2 separate regions of the Homo sapiens genome follow, and region 1 is linked to region 2. A link is a loop called in an ENCODE intact Hi-C map of the cell type or tissue named here. Cell type or tissue: OCI-LY7. All regions are shown on one strand. Each heading gives the region's core, and the rest is flanking DNA. Links, peaks and the distances in the headings are about the cores only. Region 1 overlaps APLF (aprataxin and PNKP like factor). Region 2 has its middle 19 kb from the start of ARHGAP25.

The links. Hi-C counts contacts between places; a loop is a spot of excess contacts. Peaks named below come from ENCODE experiments on the same cell type or tissue, not always from the same donor. Only the 100,000 strongest peaks of a DNase experiment are listed, where the experiment ranks them.
Region 1: a loop joins it to region 2, with 3 times the contacts of the local background. A loop is called at or near these places in 36 of 110 quality-filtered maps.

The regions. Positions count from the first base shown.
Region 1 is chr2:68,484,465-68,492,223 of GRCh38, reverse strand. APLF (aprataxin and PNKP like factor) reads right to left here. Exons shown (of 10, transcript NM_173545.3): 2 at 1,963-2,034. Among named protein-coding and RNA genes, the nearest start is that of APLF, 21 kb to the right of the region's middle. In OCI-LY7, for the core only: a CTCF peak has its summit at 4,258 (motif pointing left); a DNase peak (open chromatin) is centred at 4,253.
Region 2 is chr2:68,711,984-68,719,742 of GRCh38, reverse strand. It overlaps a transcript of ARHGAP25 not described here. Among named protein-coding and RNA genes, the nearest start is that of ARHGAP25, 19 kb to the left of the region's middle. RefSeq lists enhancers at 4,164-4,243, 4,512-4,806. In OCI-LY7, for the core only: a CTCF peak has its summit at 4,097 (motif pointing right); DNase peaks (open chromatin) are centred at 4,192 and 4,682; H3K4me3 peaks cover 1,338 bases; H3K27ac peaks cover 1,365 bases.

The sequences.
Region 1 (7,759 bases), core at 1,655-6,654, 230 kb after region 2:
TACAGACGTGAGCCACCGCGCCCAGCCTTATTAGTACTCTTTTGAATAGCCACAAAAGTACAAAATATATCTGAATAATTTTCAGCCAAGTATAGACACAACTCCAACTAAGCACCTTTATTAAAGCCAATTTATAAAACATTTTAAAATATAAATGTCCTTGATTAACACTGAGAAAAAATGTAAATGTTTAAAATATTCATGCATTAGTAAATATGACGGTTTTCTAATCACCTATTTTTGATATAAAAAAATTTAATGCCATGTCAATTTTGTTATAAGAAGGGTTTCTTCTTATCATTGAGTAAACAAAGAGTGTAAAGAGAAAATCTGATATCTATTGAGTTGTCCACAATTCCACTGGTTAATTTGTTCACAAAATAAATGTGCTGACATGGACACAGTGGCAGAGCAGACACTGGAGACTCAGAAGGGTGGTAGTGTGAGAGGTGGGACAGGGTTGAGAAATTACCTAATGGGTACAATGTACACTATTCAGGTGACGGTTACACTAAAAGCTCAGATTTCACCATTTCACAATATAATCATGTAACAAAACTGCACTGCACTCCCTAAATCTATATAAATAAAAAATAATCATTTCTATATTTCAAGATCCCTCTATTCTTTCCTTTAATGTGCTTTAGTAACAACAAAAAAACTTATTTTAGGCCATGGTAGTTCATTGGCAGGGTATTAGAAATTGGGCACTAGAGAATAACATACTTTTGTAAAAATCTACCATGTTCCCACTCCTAGATATGCCATAGATAGTTCTCACCACAGCGTTTACTCATGCATTCAACAAATATTAATTAAATACCTACTATGTCTTAGGCACTATGCTAAACACTAGGGATACAAAGATTAGTCAGAGTTCCTACACTCAAGGGCCTTATGATCCAGTATGTCATCTCAGAAGAATAAGATAGCTGGAGAGGATACAGAGATGAATATCTAATGGTAAATACAGTGGCTCCTAAAGAAGTGTTGACTCCAGATATTAACACTTTTTCAAGACAATAAGATAATGCAGAATGAAGATGAGACATAAACTCTTTTAAAGATTATTTATTCAAGGTTGAGATAAGGTGAATACATTGAATAATTTTTTATTCAAAAAATTTCCAAGTACTAAAATTAAAAAGATGCTTTCCAAATTTGCAAACAGTTAAACATAGGATAATAAAAGCAAGTACTATCTGTGTAAAAGAAAGAACTAATGATTTAACAGGCAGTGGTATATAAAATATGAAAATACAAATTGGTTTTAAAAAGTTATAAATTAATGAATTCCATGAAATTTTACCACCATACGATCTAGTCTAAAATAAATGGACCCTTATGTACGTATTTCATTCTCTTACACAATAGACTCTGCAAATGAAAAGGAATAATCACATTGTATATTCTTGGAAACTGGCTGTCCCTGCATATCATCAGTGATTTCGCAGCAGTAAACTATAAAGCAAGCAATTAAAATTCGAGCCCTCAACAAAAACTTTCAAATTAAAATCATTTTTCAAACCTCGAAGTTGAACAAAGTCTAAGTTTTAGAAATATTCAACTCTATACAGAGTGATAGAGAATATGTTAAAATATAACCCTATAACATTTAAGTTACTTTGGTCACTACCCCAGCTCAAAAAACCAACCATTAATAGTTATGGGCTTTCTTATTATTTGGAGTATTCAATTTTAAACCAAATCATAATATATACATGAACTGGCAGTCATCTTTCATTGAAATTCTAATTAGGTAAATGTGGCATTGTCCTATGAGAAAATATGTAGTTTTCCTCACAGTTTAGATCTTTATCTCCTAATTATTTTCTGGCAATGAGAAGGGTATATTCTGACATTAATTCCCTATTCCCATAACCTTAGAAAATAGGCACCTCTGCTTGGGAACTGAAAGGGTAAGAGATGAAAGTTAAAATGAATCATTAATAACATATTTACCGGTTTGATTCGCAGCTGACCACCTGCCACCTCAAGAATGGCATGTCTTCTGGATACTCTCTTGTCTGTTATCTATACAGTAAAAAAATTAAAAGATTAAGAATAGCCACCTCCTTAAAAAGCAACAAAACAAAAAGGCAAACGAAACCCTTGGCGATGTTTCTGAAATCAGTAGACTAGATATGAAATATATCATTCATTCAACAACTGTATATTGAAATGATTGTCCTCATTTAACAAATAATGAGATTAAAAAAACCTGCCCAAAGTCATGGAAGAGTCAACAACAGAGCCTCAAGCCTAGAATCTAACGGATCCCAAAACCTTGCATGATAGTTTCCATTCATGACAGACATCTACTGGGGATTCTTACCAAGAAAATTCATAAAATACGAAAAGTCTGTATATAATATGTACTTACCAGAAAACATTTCAAATACAAGAAACATATAGTATGTCATGATGATAAAGGTTTTAAAAGGAAGAGATCCCATGCTCGAGGATCTGGTAAGTGTAAAAGGGTCTGACTATAGGCTTTGGGGTCAAAGAGACCCAGATCAGGCAGAACTGCATGCAAACTCTGGGGCCATCAGCAGCAGTTAAGAGTTCAGGAAGGCAAGAAGGGGAATAGTGAAAACCAAACATTTTCAGTAAGAAATAAATTAGCATTTTTTAAAAATATCTATTTGCTTCCTGTTTTGAGCCAACAGTGTTCTACTTAGGCTCACAATCATTTCCACATACCAAAGTTCAAAAATTGTTTGCATGTTAAATGCTGACAGTGCCAATCAAAGCTTTCCCTTTTCACTGTAAATACAATAGTTAAGATTGCCTTTTTTATTTGTGGTTGATTGATAGATAATGAAAACATGTTAAGCACCAACTTCAATAACACCATAACTACCTGACCCATCTCTTGGTAACCTTGATATTCAGCACTTGAATGTTGGCATTATCCGCATAAGGACCAAAATTATCAGTAAAAAATAGACCATACCAACACATAAACTCAATTAAACCTATTAGTTCCACAAAAAATGTGAAACTGCCAGGAGTCAGTACTCATTTTTTTAACCAGATAGCTGTTCCACACTTAAGGCTGTAACATATAGACAGTAATATCAAGCATCGGAATGAGTATCACATGAATGAATTTTTCACAATCTATTGTTAGCCACAATGGCTATCCAAGAAGTAAGTACAAACTAATAATCTATTGTTTCAGAAAAAAAGAGGCTAAAAATTTAAAGATTCCTTTCTTTTTCCCAGATTGTACCTTTTTTTTTATTATTATACTTTAAGTTTTAGGGTACATGTGCACAATGTGCAGGTTAGTTACATATGTATACATGTGCCATGCTGGTGTGCTGTACCCAATAACTCGTCATTTAGCATTAGGTATATCAGATTGTACCTTAGTAGGCTAAAAACAACAGCAGTTATCTGATGACTCATTGCATCATTTGCACAGAACTTTCACTTAAATGTTGTGATTCAACATAACATTGCCATAGCTATTATTAACACTTTACATAGAAATTGAAAGTCCAGAGAATTTAGGTAACTTGGGTAGGTCACTCTCCAAGTAGGCAGCACTCCAAATCCACACTCCTTTTAATAAAAATAGGTAATAGGCAGGGTGTGGTGGCTGCAATCCCAGCACTTTGGGAGGCTGAAGTGGGAAGACTCCTTGAGCCCAGGAATTCAAGACTAGCCTGGGCAACACAGTGAGACCCCCATCTCTACATAAAGTAAAAAATTAGCTGGACAGAGGGCATGTGCCTATAGTCCCAAATATTAATACTTGGGAGGCTGAGGTATGAAGATTGCTTGAACCCAGGAGGTCAAGGTTGCAATGAGCCATGATCGTGCCACTGCATGCCAGCCTGGGGGACACGGTGAGACCCTGCCTCAAAAAAAAAAAAAAAAAAAGATAATAAATGTAGAACACATTTATACATGACTGTACCTACATGTAATCATTCAAAAGTAATTTCAAAAAATGCGGCTGAGAGTAAGCAGTTCCTATTTCTGACTTGGGTACCAAAATCTCATTGTTACTTCCATACTACGAACCAATTTTCTAACCAACAGAGTAATAAGCTATCAAATATAAAACTATGGCATATAAAGCTGGTTCCTTTAACAGTCCATCTTAAATTTCTTTCTTTCCTTTTTTAAACTGTATTTTTTCAGGAAGCAATACATGAACTTTTCCTATCTCTGTCTTTCTTTGAAGTAAGCTTCACTGACACTACGAAGATAAAAGACATTTTAAGTAATATAAAAGTATAATGTGACCTCTAGTGGACACATAACTCCACAACAGTGTAATTTCATTACAAGCTATGTGTCTTTATAGAATACAAAAAGAATGCTATAAACAATCTTTGAAATTAACATCACTCAGACATTTATAGTGTTCCTTTTAAAGTAAAACCCTAAATAGTGAATACACAATAAAATAACCATTTGCACTTTCTCAATGGGAAGCATAAAGGTTTAATAAATTATCATTAAAACATTTTAATGTCACGATTGATATACGGAGAGGGGTGGGGAGCAAGTGACAAACAGATTATCCTAAAGATCTGATGATCTGCTTTATTTAACAGCCTATCACTGCTCCTTATACAGAGTGAATATCCAACACATTTTTATTATTTATTAATACATCAACTGTAATAACAATCAATTATCAACACCAAAGCACCATTCTAGACTTGTCATGTATCATCTTTTTCAGTCTTCACAAAATCTGTGAAGATACTATTATTATACTTCACTTCATAGGTGAGAAAATGGAAGTACAGAGAGTTTAAGCAACTACTCAGTTACACAACCAATAAGTAGTAGGGCCAGGATCTGAACCTAAGGAATCAGATTCCAGAACCATTCATGCTCTTAACGTTGTATTGCATCCCTCAATATCATTACATGAAACCTAAAGCAAAACCTGTTTTTAAGATGATTTACCCAGTTTAACTGTCAAACTAGAACACAGTAAAGAACTGGAAATAAGGCAGAAATGGCTATTTAATAACCAAATAGACATTCAGAGGAGATTCAGATCCTAAATAAAGCTCCAAGAGGCCCTCAGGCTTTCATTTGGTCCTGCTTATCTAATGGCATACCTAAGTCTAACAAGATATGTCATCCAAATTCTTAATTCTCTATTCATAAAGTGGATAGGATTTAGTAGACAGCACACTGACAACAGAAGAAAATGACTGATGTTGGTCTGCAAGTGGAAAGAGAAAGGCTACTAAAAAGCAAAGAAACCCAGGGACTCAAAAAGAATACACTGGTTAGAGGCCATTTAGGGTAGGACAAATGGCATAAATTACTTCAAAATATACTGAAGGCTTGCCCAAGTTTACTTACTGATTACCAAGAGTCACCAAGTTTAAATTAAAACTTCAACTGAAAGTCAGATATTTCACATCTTAGAAAGCCATAAAAAGTTAAATTGAAGAATTCCAATTTTTATAGAATAATTATAGTCACCTAAATTCTAATCACAACACACATTCTTCAAAGAAATCAACAAATAGAGCAAATAAAACTACCCATATCCCATCCCATATGTAATGTAAAACTAGGAGATGGAGATTACTAAAAACTTTAACTTACATGTAAGAGAGATGAGAAATGCCAGTTTCAGAAGATCAAGCCCCAGAACCTATGCTGGAGCAGAGAAAATCAGGTGGCAAATGACAGAAACAGAGGAGAGAGGGAGTGGGAATCTAGGGGTGCTGAAGCATAGGTATCACTCCCAAAAAAAATTAAGTCACACTTTTACTGGGAAATACTAAAAACACATTTCAGATCCAACATTGCAGAGGCCAAGCTAATAGAGAATCCAAAAGAGAGGCATAAAAATATGTGGAACCAGGTATAGCAAGCTCAGAAAAGGCACCACTTCTCAGGGAGAAGGAGGACACTTGGAAGAAAAAAATAAATCCAATAGTATAGATTTTGGCTTCAAAATACCATTCCCCACTGAAAGAAACCAGAGCTCTTTTGAGAAATGTCACATTCCAGGTCTGAAGCACAAAAAGTATAATGTGGACCTAGGATATCTTCTTGTGCCAGAGGACAAAGAAATGCTCAAAAATTGATGGGTGCATGTCAGAAGGACAGAGAAACCAGTGCAAAAAAACTCTGATTGACCAAATTTAGAACAATTCGAGCATCAAAATAGTGATAATACTGGAATACAGCAAATTGAATCCCAAAATAATCCATGATTCCATACAAATCTACGTAAAGTAAAAAATTAGTTGGACAGGGTGGCATGTGCCTATAGTCCCAAATATTAATACTTGGGAGGCTGAGGTAGGAAGATTGCTTGAGCCCAGGAGGTCAAGGTTGCAGTGAGCCATGATCGCGCCACTGCACTCCAGTCTGGGCGACAGGGTGAGACCCTGTCTCAAAAAAAAAAAAAAAAAAGAGATAATAAAAAAGATTCCATATGAATCATGGATTATTTTGTGATTCAGTGTGCTGTATTCCAGTATTATCAGAGGGTAAGGCTGGGAGAGATGCATTTCTTTATAAAAGAATGCCAGCTAAAGCAGAAAAAATGGTAGAACCAGAAAAATCACTATTTTCTAACTATCAATGTAAAAATTAAGTTAGGAACGGATAAAAGGATGTTTATTTCCCAACAAGAAAAAGGTCTGTTGGGAATAAATATTCATGAAGTCTCAGTATCACTCCACAGATTACTGACAAAGGAAATGGTAGATTAACTGCGAAATCTGGCAGATACCACCTTACCAAGGTGATTACACTTACCACATCACCACAGGAGGACAAACTGATAGATGTGCTTCCTAATGTGGTACTCTGAATAAACATCACCTACTTAATATTTTCAACAAAAATGTTTAATGTGAATCAAATTATGTGCAAACAATCGGAAAAACAAAAATTGTGGGACACTCTAGGAATAACTGGCCTGGACTCACAGAAGCACTGATGTCATTAAAGACAAAAGGCAAGAAAACCGTTCTAGATTAAATTAAAAAAAATTTAACTGGATCCTGATTTTTTTTAAAAAAATGCAAAAAGTGCATTATTGAAAACGATGTACAAAACCGAGTATGGGATATTAAAATTTATGGCACAGTTACACATTTCTAGAATATAATAACAGAATATAGCTATATAGAAATGTCCTTGTTCTTAGGTGACACATGTTGACATATTTAGTGAACTGCCATAATGCATGTATGTACTTTCAACTGTGTTCAGGAGAAAGAAAAAAATGTGCGCACACACACACACACACAGGCATATTACAGAAGAAAAATCAATACCTTATTTGATTAAATTGCTGTTTGTCAAATTTCTGTTACTTGTAGTCAAAAGCAACTGTGATTAATATACATTCCTCTAACAATTGTTGTATTTATTTTTTTTTTTAGAGATGGGATTTTGCCATTTTGGCCAGGCTGGTCTCAAACTCCTGGCTCCAAGTGATCTGCCCACCTGGGCCTCCCAAGGTGCTGGGATTACAGGCATGAGTCACTGTGCCTGGCCTTAAACTTTTTTTTTTTTTTTTTCAGACTAAGCTTCGCTCTGCTGCCCAGGCTGCAGTGCAATGGCACAATCTAGGCTCACTGTAAACTCTGCCTCCCAGGTTCAAGCTATTCTCCTGCCTCAGCCTCCCGGGTAGCTGGGATTACAGGCATGCGCCACCATGTCCGGCTAATTTTTTTTTTACATGTAGTAGAGACAGGGTTTCAACATGTTGGTCAGGCTGGTCTCGAATTCCTGACCTTGAATGATC
Region 2 (7,759 bases), core at 1,877-6,876:
GAAGTAGGTTTCATGTATATGTAAAGTGCCTGGGTCATAGCAGGCACTTGTTAAACAGTAGTGTTAATAATCATTAAGTTACCTTAAAATGGTATCTGACAGCAAAGTTGTGGTAGGCTGAATAACAGCCCCCGAGGATATCCACATCCTAATCCCTAGAACATGAGAATGTGTTCCTTTACATGTATATAGAAAAAAAAAAGTTATTTTTTTCCTCTACATTTTCAACACTTTGCATCTGGTCACCAAAATGTGGGCGTTGTTCTTATTTGTTTGTTTGTTTTGTGGGGTTTTTTTTCTTTTTTTTTTTTTTTGCCATGTCGACCAATTCCCTGATACCAGCTGGGTGTCCTACAATTCAATTCGGTTCTGACACTATCTACCTGGAGTTAGCATCAGGTGCCACAGACGAAGGGCGCAGTCTTTCAAAACTGCCCCCACTTCAGACACCAGTCAAAAGTCCAGGGTTCTCACTTGTGCTTCTAACAGACTGGCCATAAACTGGGGCTCCCATGACCCTCTCCTTGGGGTTGATAATTTGCTAGAATAGTTTAAAAAACTCAGGGAGACACTTATTGTGTTTGCCATTTTCTTTTATAATAAAGGACATAAAGAGGTATATAGGATGAGGTCTGGAAGGGCTCTGAGTGCAGGAGCTTCTATTCCTGTGGAGCTGGGGTGCACCACACTTCTGGTACATGGATGTGTTTACCAACCCCAGAGCTCTCCAAAACCCATACTTGAGGGAAATTTTTTTTTCTTGGAGGCTTCATCATGTAGGCTTGATCTATTACTAACTCAATCTCTAGCTCTTCTGCCCTCCCCAGAGAATGAAGGTTGGGAATTAAAAGTGCTAAGCTTCTAATCATGGCCTTGTCTTTCTGATGACAAGCCCCTATCCTAAAGCTATCCAAGGCCTCATCAAGAGTTGTTTCATTTGAATAAAAGACACTCTTATCACCCAGAAAATACCAAGAAATTTAAGAGCTCTGTGTCAGGAACTGGACTCAAAGACCAAATGTTAGAACAAATGATGCTGCTAGTACCCGTACCACTTAGGGAATTAGAAAAGTTTAGGAGCTCTATGTCAGGAACCAGGGTCAGAGACAAATATCTCTATCTATGTATCTATCTAGGTATCTATGTACCTATCTATCTGTCTAGGTATCTATCTATTTATCTATCTATACATACACACACACACACACACACTTATATATTTCTTATTATTTCACAATATGGTAAAAGTACTTTGCAGATGCGATTAAGTCAAGGATATTGAGATGGGGATGCCATGCTGGATTATCCAAGTGTGCCCTTATAAGAAGGAGGTAAGAAGAGATTTGACTGTAGAAGTAGAAAGTGTGAGTACAAAACAAAGTTCAGAAAGATGGAAGAAAGGGGCCATCAGGCAATGCTGGAAGCCTCTAGAAGCTGGGAAAGGTGAGAAAATGATTCTCCCCTTAGATCCTCCAGAAAAAGAAAATGTGATGTGATGCTGCTGGTCTCTGGATCAGACTTTGAGTAGCCAGGCTCTAGAGGTCTACTTTGAGGGGACACATTTGATTGGCAAAGAAGATACTTTTTTTTTTTTTTAACAAATCTGCCCTTAACTAAGTTCCCAATTCTCTGTAACCCTTTATAACACTCTTTGATGAGTGCATAGTAGCTGCTGAGTGTTCACAGCTGGTAGTACACCATTTACTTCTACTCCCACCAAGTGAATTATCTGTTGCCCAGCTAATGCATTCCAAGATGATATAAACCGTACTTACTATTCTAATTATATGATAAAGTGGGTTACTTAAACCAATGAAATATGAGTGCAAAAGAAAAAACAGAGCTCTTTTTATGAATATTAAGTTAATGGCTTTGGAAAGGAAGAATAAATTTATATTGGCAAAAATATGTCAATTCACATGTGGGTAAGTGGAAGGGGGACTCATAAAAACCCCTACACTTGGAACACCTTAAAATATGTCTTAGTTTTCACTCCCACTTTAAAGAAACCAGAACTTTTCTGCCATTGCTTTATGGATAGTGTTTATACAAAGAAAAGCCATAGGAATATGCATCTGCTTTTTAAGTTGGAATGTGAAAGGCCGAGTGACTGCTGTCACTCAATAGCGGTGATGATAGGTTTGCTCACAGCTCAGACCTTTGGCTTCACATATGCAAGACTGCAGTTTTTACCTAACACCCTTGTCAAGCCTCAACTCCACAAACCTGTCAGAGGCTGTGATTAAGTTATCGTCTTTTGCAGAGGAAGTGTCTAAAGCTTAAAAAGAAAAGATTGAATTGACTCAGTTCTAGAGCCAGTAAAAGCCTCAACATCCTGACCCTGGGCCAGATCACAATGCTTCTCCCATACTGTGCCTTTTAACATAGAGGTCCCTGATTCACACAGCAATGAACCTAAGGTTTGATGTATTCAGTCATGTGCCACATAAAGACATTTCTGTTGATGACAGATCCCATATACAGTAGTGGTTTCATAAGATAATAATATTGTATTTTACTGTACCTTTTCTATGTTTAGATATGTTTAGATGCACAAATACTTACCACTGTGTTACAATTGCCTACAGTACAGTAACACGCTATACAGATTTGTAGTCTAGGAGCAATAGCCCGTACCATATGGCCTAGGTGTGTACCACCTAGTTTTGTGTAAGTATATTCTATGACATTTGCACAATGAAATCACCTGAAATCACCTAACAACCTATTTCTCAGAACATATCTTCATTGTTAAATGATGTGTGACTGTATTTAACTAAAACAGAAACATTAAGGAATACACATAAAACAAATACTGCGAAAAATATTGAATGTCACATTCTGACATTTAAAGAGAGATAGAATCTACATGAATCGTTCAACCAGGATCAAAGAGTAAAGAGAACGACCAGCTGTGGCAAAACCATGTCACAATGAAGGAAGTTTGGTTCAGAAAACTTATACAGTAGAATAAGGACGCCTATCTGAGATGACCCTAAGATCCCACGGTGGTTTCTCACCAGTGTAAGTGCTACCTCAAGATAACATCATGTGGTTGAAGGTTTGAATAAAACGATGTATATACATTCTCAATCTGCTTGTGCTGGACAACTGAAATTTCAGTTTCACAAACTTATGAAGGCAAAGGGACCCATGTTCTTCATCTTCTTAGAGAGAAAGATGTCCACCCAAGCTTCAGGGAAGGATAGATATAATCTAGGGCAAACTCAGGAGCTCTGAGAGCCCCTCCCCATCAAGTTGACTCACCACAGTGTCCCCATCTACCTTGAATGGTCTGCATTTTGGAAGAAGCCACAAAATGAAGAGTTAAGAATCATTTCCATAGCATTAGCGTATGTTCCAAGAGGGTTACATGGATGTCCCAGAGGGAATCTTGCTGGGCAGCTCTCCTCCTCCACTATTTCATCTTTCTTTCTTCTTTTGAAAAGGGAGAATGATAACCAAGTCTCAGTAAAAGCAAACAATGAAACAATCTGGGCCTTCCCATTCAAGTTGGCAAGCCAAACACTCCTTTATCTCTCTGCTTTCCCCAAATAGATGGCAGTAAGGAAGATAGGAAGAATGGCGGGCACAGGAAAGGATGGGCAGGCCAAGGATTTTCATTAACTTCTGGAAGCCTGTCAGTGGATGGAATTACACTCAGGAAGTAACATTAGCAGAGGGAACAACAGCTCAGAACATGGCCCAGAGAAGGATGAAAGAGGGCAGGGCGCCAGAAGGGCCCCGGACTCAGAAATGGCAGGTGTGAAAACGACTGAAAATACCTATGGAATAAAGAGTGAAGTAGATTCATTTCTCCTCCCAACCGCCCTCACCTGTTCATGTAATAGTGGCTTTTATGGCCCAGCCTACCCAGAGAGCTGTTCTTGGCAGCCACTTATCTATGTCTGGGAGGAGATACAGTTCCAGAATGGAACTGTGTTCGGGTGCCTCACTGCTAAACCAAACTCAACATGTTCTTAACTTTAAAAAATAATACATATCATACAAGAAGTCCACAGTAGGATGGCTCCCAGATGGTTACTCTTGGGGCTCTGGCATTCATTCCTCAGGCATCCAGGTTCTTCCCTCGGTTCACCTCCTCCACTCAGTGTGTCCACAAGATGGCAGTAGCAGCCCCATGCCTCTCACCTACACGGGAAAGCACCCGGTGCAATGCCTCTTACTCTTCCCAAGCATCTTTTTCAAGAGCACGACCGCCTCCCGGAAGCCCCTAAACAAGCCTCCCATTGCACTGCATTAGCCAGAGCAGGGTCACGTGCCCACCCCAAACCAATCACTGGAAGAAGAAATGAGTTTTGTCTCTTTGTTGTTGTTGGTGGTGGTGTTTGGTTGTTTGATTGGCTGTCTTAGAACGGGGCTTCTCAAACTTGAGCAGGCATCAGAATGGCCTGGAGAATTTGTTAAAATAGCACATGGGTTGCTGGGCGCCACCTCCAAAGGTTCTGATTCCATAAGTCTGGGGTAGGGCCCAAGAATTTGCATTTCTACCAACTTTTCAGGCAGTGCTGAGGATTCCAGTTCGAGAACCACTGGATTTGAGGAAGCAACCAACAGTGAAAAGTCCCATCCTCCCCAGGCACTTTAGGAGTGGTTCTAGCCTGACTTCCTGCTCACAAGGTTCAAGTTAAGCCTTCCAGCGCACAAGCCCCACCCTCATGCTCAGGGCTAGTCATGCCTCTCAGTCAGGGAAGTCATGATTCTAACCACCAGAAGAGCTAAAAGCAGAAATGTCCAAAAGTGGCAACCTCAGGGGAGTGCTGGGAGAGAAGGGGAGGAAGGGAAGTGAGACATTTTATTATTGTCATATGCCCATCTGAACCCATTGTATTTTTCTTTCCTTCCGTATTTTAATAAAAAATACTTTTTAGTGCACATTTTTTTTCTACTAAGGAATATTTTCAACTTTTTGCCCTTCTCCAACCAGGCATTTCTGTGTATCAGGATGAAGGCTGTGCCTGCTCCTGAATGACTACTGGGTAAATAACGAAATTAAGGCAGAAATAAATAAGGTATTTGAAACCAAAGAGAACAAAGACACAACATACCAGAATCTCTGGGACACGGATAAAGTAGTGTTTAGAGGGAAATGTATAGCACTAAATGCCCAAAGGAGAAAGCAGGAAAGATCTAAAATTGGCACCCTAAACATCACAATTAAAAGAACTAGAGAAGCAAGAGCAAACGCATTCAAAAGCTAGCAGAAGACAAGAAATAACTAAGATCAGAGCAGAAGAAAGAGATAGATACAGGAGAAACCCTTCAACAAATCAGTGAATCCAGGAGCTGGTTTTTTGAAAAGATTAACAAAATACATAGACCACTAACCAGACTAATAAAGAAGAAAAGAGAGAAAAATCAAATAGATGCAATAAAAAATGAAAAAGGGGATATCACCACTGATCCCACAGAAATACAAACTACCATCAGAGAATACTATAAACACCTCTATGCAAATAAACTAGAAAATCTAGAAGAAATGGATAAATTCCTGGACACATACACCCTCCCAAGACTAAACCAGGAAGAAGTCAAATCCCTGAATAGAACAATAAGTTCTGAAATTGAGGCAGTAATTAATAGCCTACCTATCAAAAAAAAAGCCAAGGACCAGACGGATTCACAGCCAAACTCTACCAGAGGTACAAAGAGGAGCTGGTACCATTCCTTCTGAAACTATTTCAAACAATACAAAAAGAGGGACTCCTCCCTAATTCATTTGATGAGGCTAGCATCATCCTGATACCAAAACCTGGCAGAGACACAACAAAAAAAGAAAATTTCAGGCCAATATCCCTGATGAACATCAATGCAAAAATCCTCAATAAAATAGTAGCAAACTGAATCCAGCAGCACATCAAAAAACTTATCCACCATGATCAAGTTGGCTTCATTCCTGGGTTCAACATCAACAAATCAATAAATGTGATCCATCACTTAAACAGAACCAATGACAAAAACCACATGATCATCTCAATAGATGCAGAAAAGGCCTTCAATAAAATTCAACAGCCCTTCATGCTAAAAACTCTCAATAAACTAGGTATTGATGGAATGTATCTCAAAATAATAAGAGCTATTTATGACAAATCCACAGCCAATATCATACTGAATGGGCAAAAGCTAGAAGCATTCCCTTTGAAAACCAGCACAAAACAAGGATGTCCTCTCTCACCACTCCGATTCAACATAGTATCGGAGGTTCTGGCCAGGGCAATCAGGCAAGAGAAAGAAATAATCAAATAGGAAGAGAGGAAGTCAAATTGTCTCTGTTTGCAAATGACATGATTGTATATTTAGAAAACCCCATCGTCTCAGCCCCAAATCTCCTTAAGCTGATAAGCAACTTCAGCAAAATCTCAGGATATAAAATCAATGTGCAAAAATCACAAGCATTCCTATACACCAATAACAGATGGAGGACCAAATCATGAGTGAACTCCCATTCACAATTGCTGCAGAGAATAAAATACCTAGGAATACAACTTACAAGGGATGGGAAGGACCTCTTCAAGGAGAACTACAAACCACTGCTCAAGGAAATAAAAGAGGACACAAACAAATGGAAGAACATTCTGTGCTCATGGATAGGAAGAATCAATATTGTGAAAATGACCATACTGCCCAAAGTAATTTATAGATTCAATGCCATCCCTATCAAGCTACCATTGCCTTTCTTCACAGAATTAGAAAAAACTACTTTGAATTTCATATGGAATGAAAAAAGAGCCTGTATAGCCCAGACAATCCTAAGCCAAAAGAACAAAGCTGGAGGCATCACGCTACCTGACTTCAAACTATACTACAAGGCTACAGTAACCAAAACAACATGGTACTGGTACCAAAACAGATATATAGACGAATGGAACAGAACAGAGTCCTCAGGAATAATGCTACACATCTACAACCATCTGATCTTTGACAAACCTGACAAAAACGAGCAATAGGGAAAGGATTCCCTATTTAATAAATGGTGCTGGGAAAACTGGCTAGCTATATGCAGAAACCTGAAACTGGACCCCTTCCTTACACTTTATACAAAAGTTAACTCAAGATGGATTAAAAACTTAAACATAAGACCTAAAACTGTAAAAACCCTAGAAGAAAACCTAGGCAATACCATTCAGGACATAGGCATGGACAAAGACTTCATGACTAAAATACCAAAAGCAATGGCAACAAAAGCCAAAATAGACAGATGGGATCTAATTAAACTAAAGAGCTTCTGTACAGAAAAAGAAACTATCTTCAGAATGAACAGGCAACCTACAAAATGGGAGAAAATTTTTGCAATCTATCCATCTGACAAAGGGCTAATATCCAAAATATACAAGAAACTTAAACAAATTTACAAAGAAAGAAACCCGTCAAAAAGTGGGTGAAGGATATGAACAGACACTTATCAAAAGAAGACATTTATGTGGCCAACGAACATATGAAAAGAAGCTCATCATCACTGGCCATTAGAAAAATGCAAATCAAAACCGCAATGAGATACCATCTCACGCCAGTTAGAATGGTGATTATTAAAAAGTCAGGAAACAACAGATGCTAGAGAGGATGTGGAGAAATAGGAATGCTTTTACACTGTTGGTGGGAGTGTAAATTAGTTCAACCATTGTGGAAGACAGTGTGGAAATTCCTCAAGGATCTAGAACCAGAAATACCATTTGACCCAGGATTCCCATTACTGGGTATATAACCAAAGGATTATAAATCATTCTACTATAAAGACACA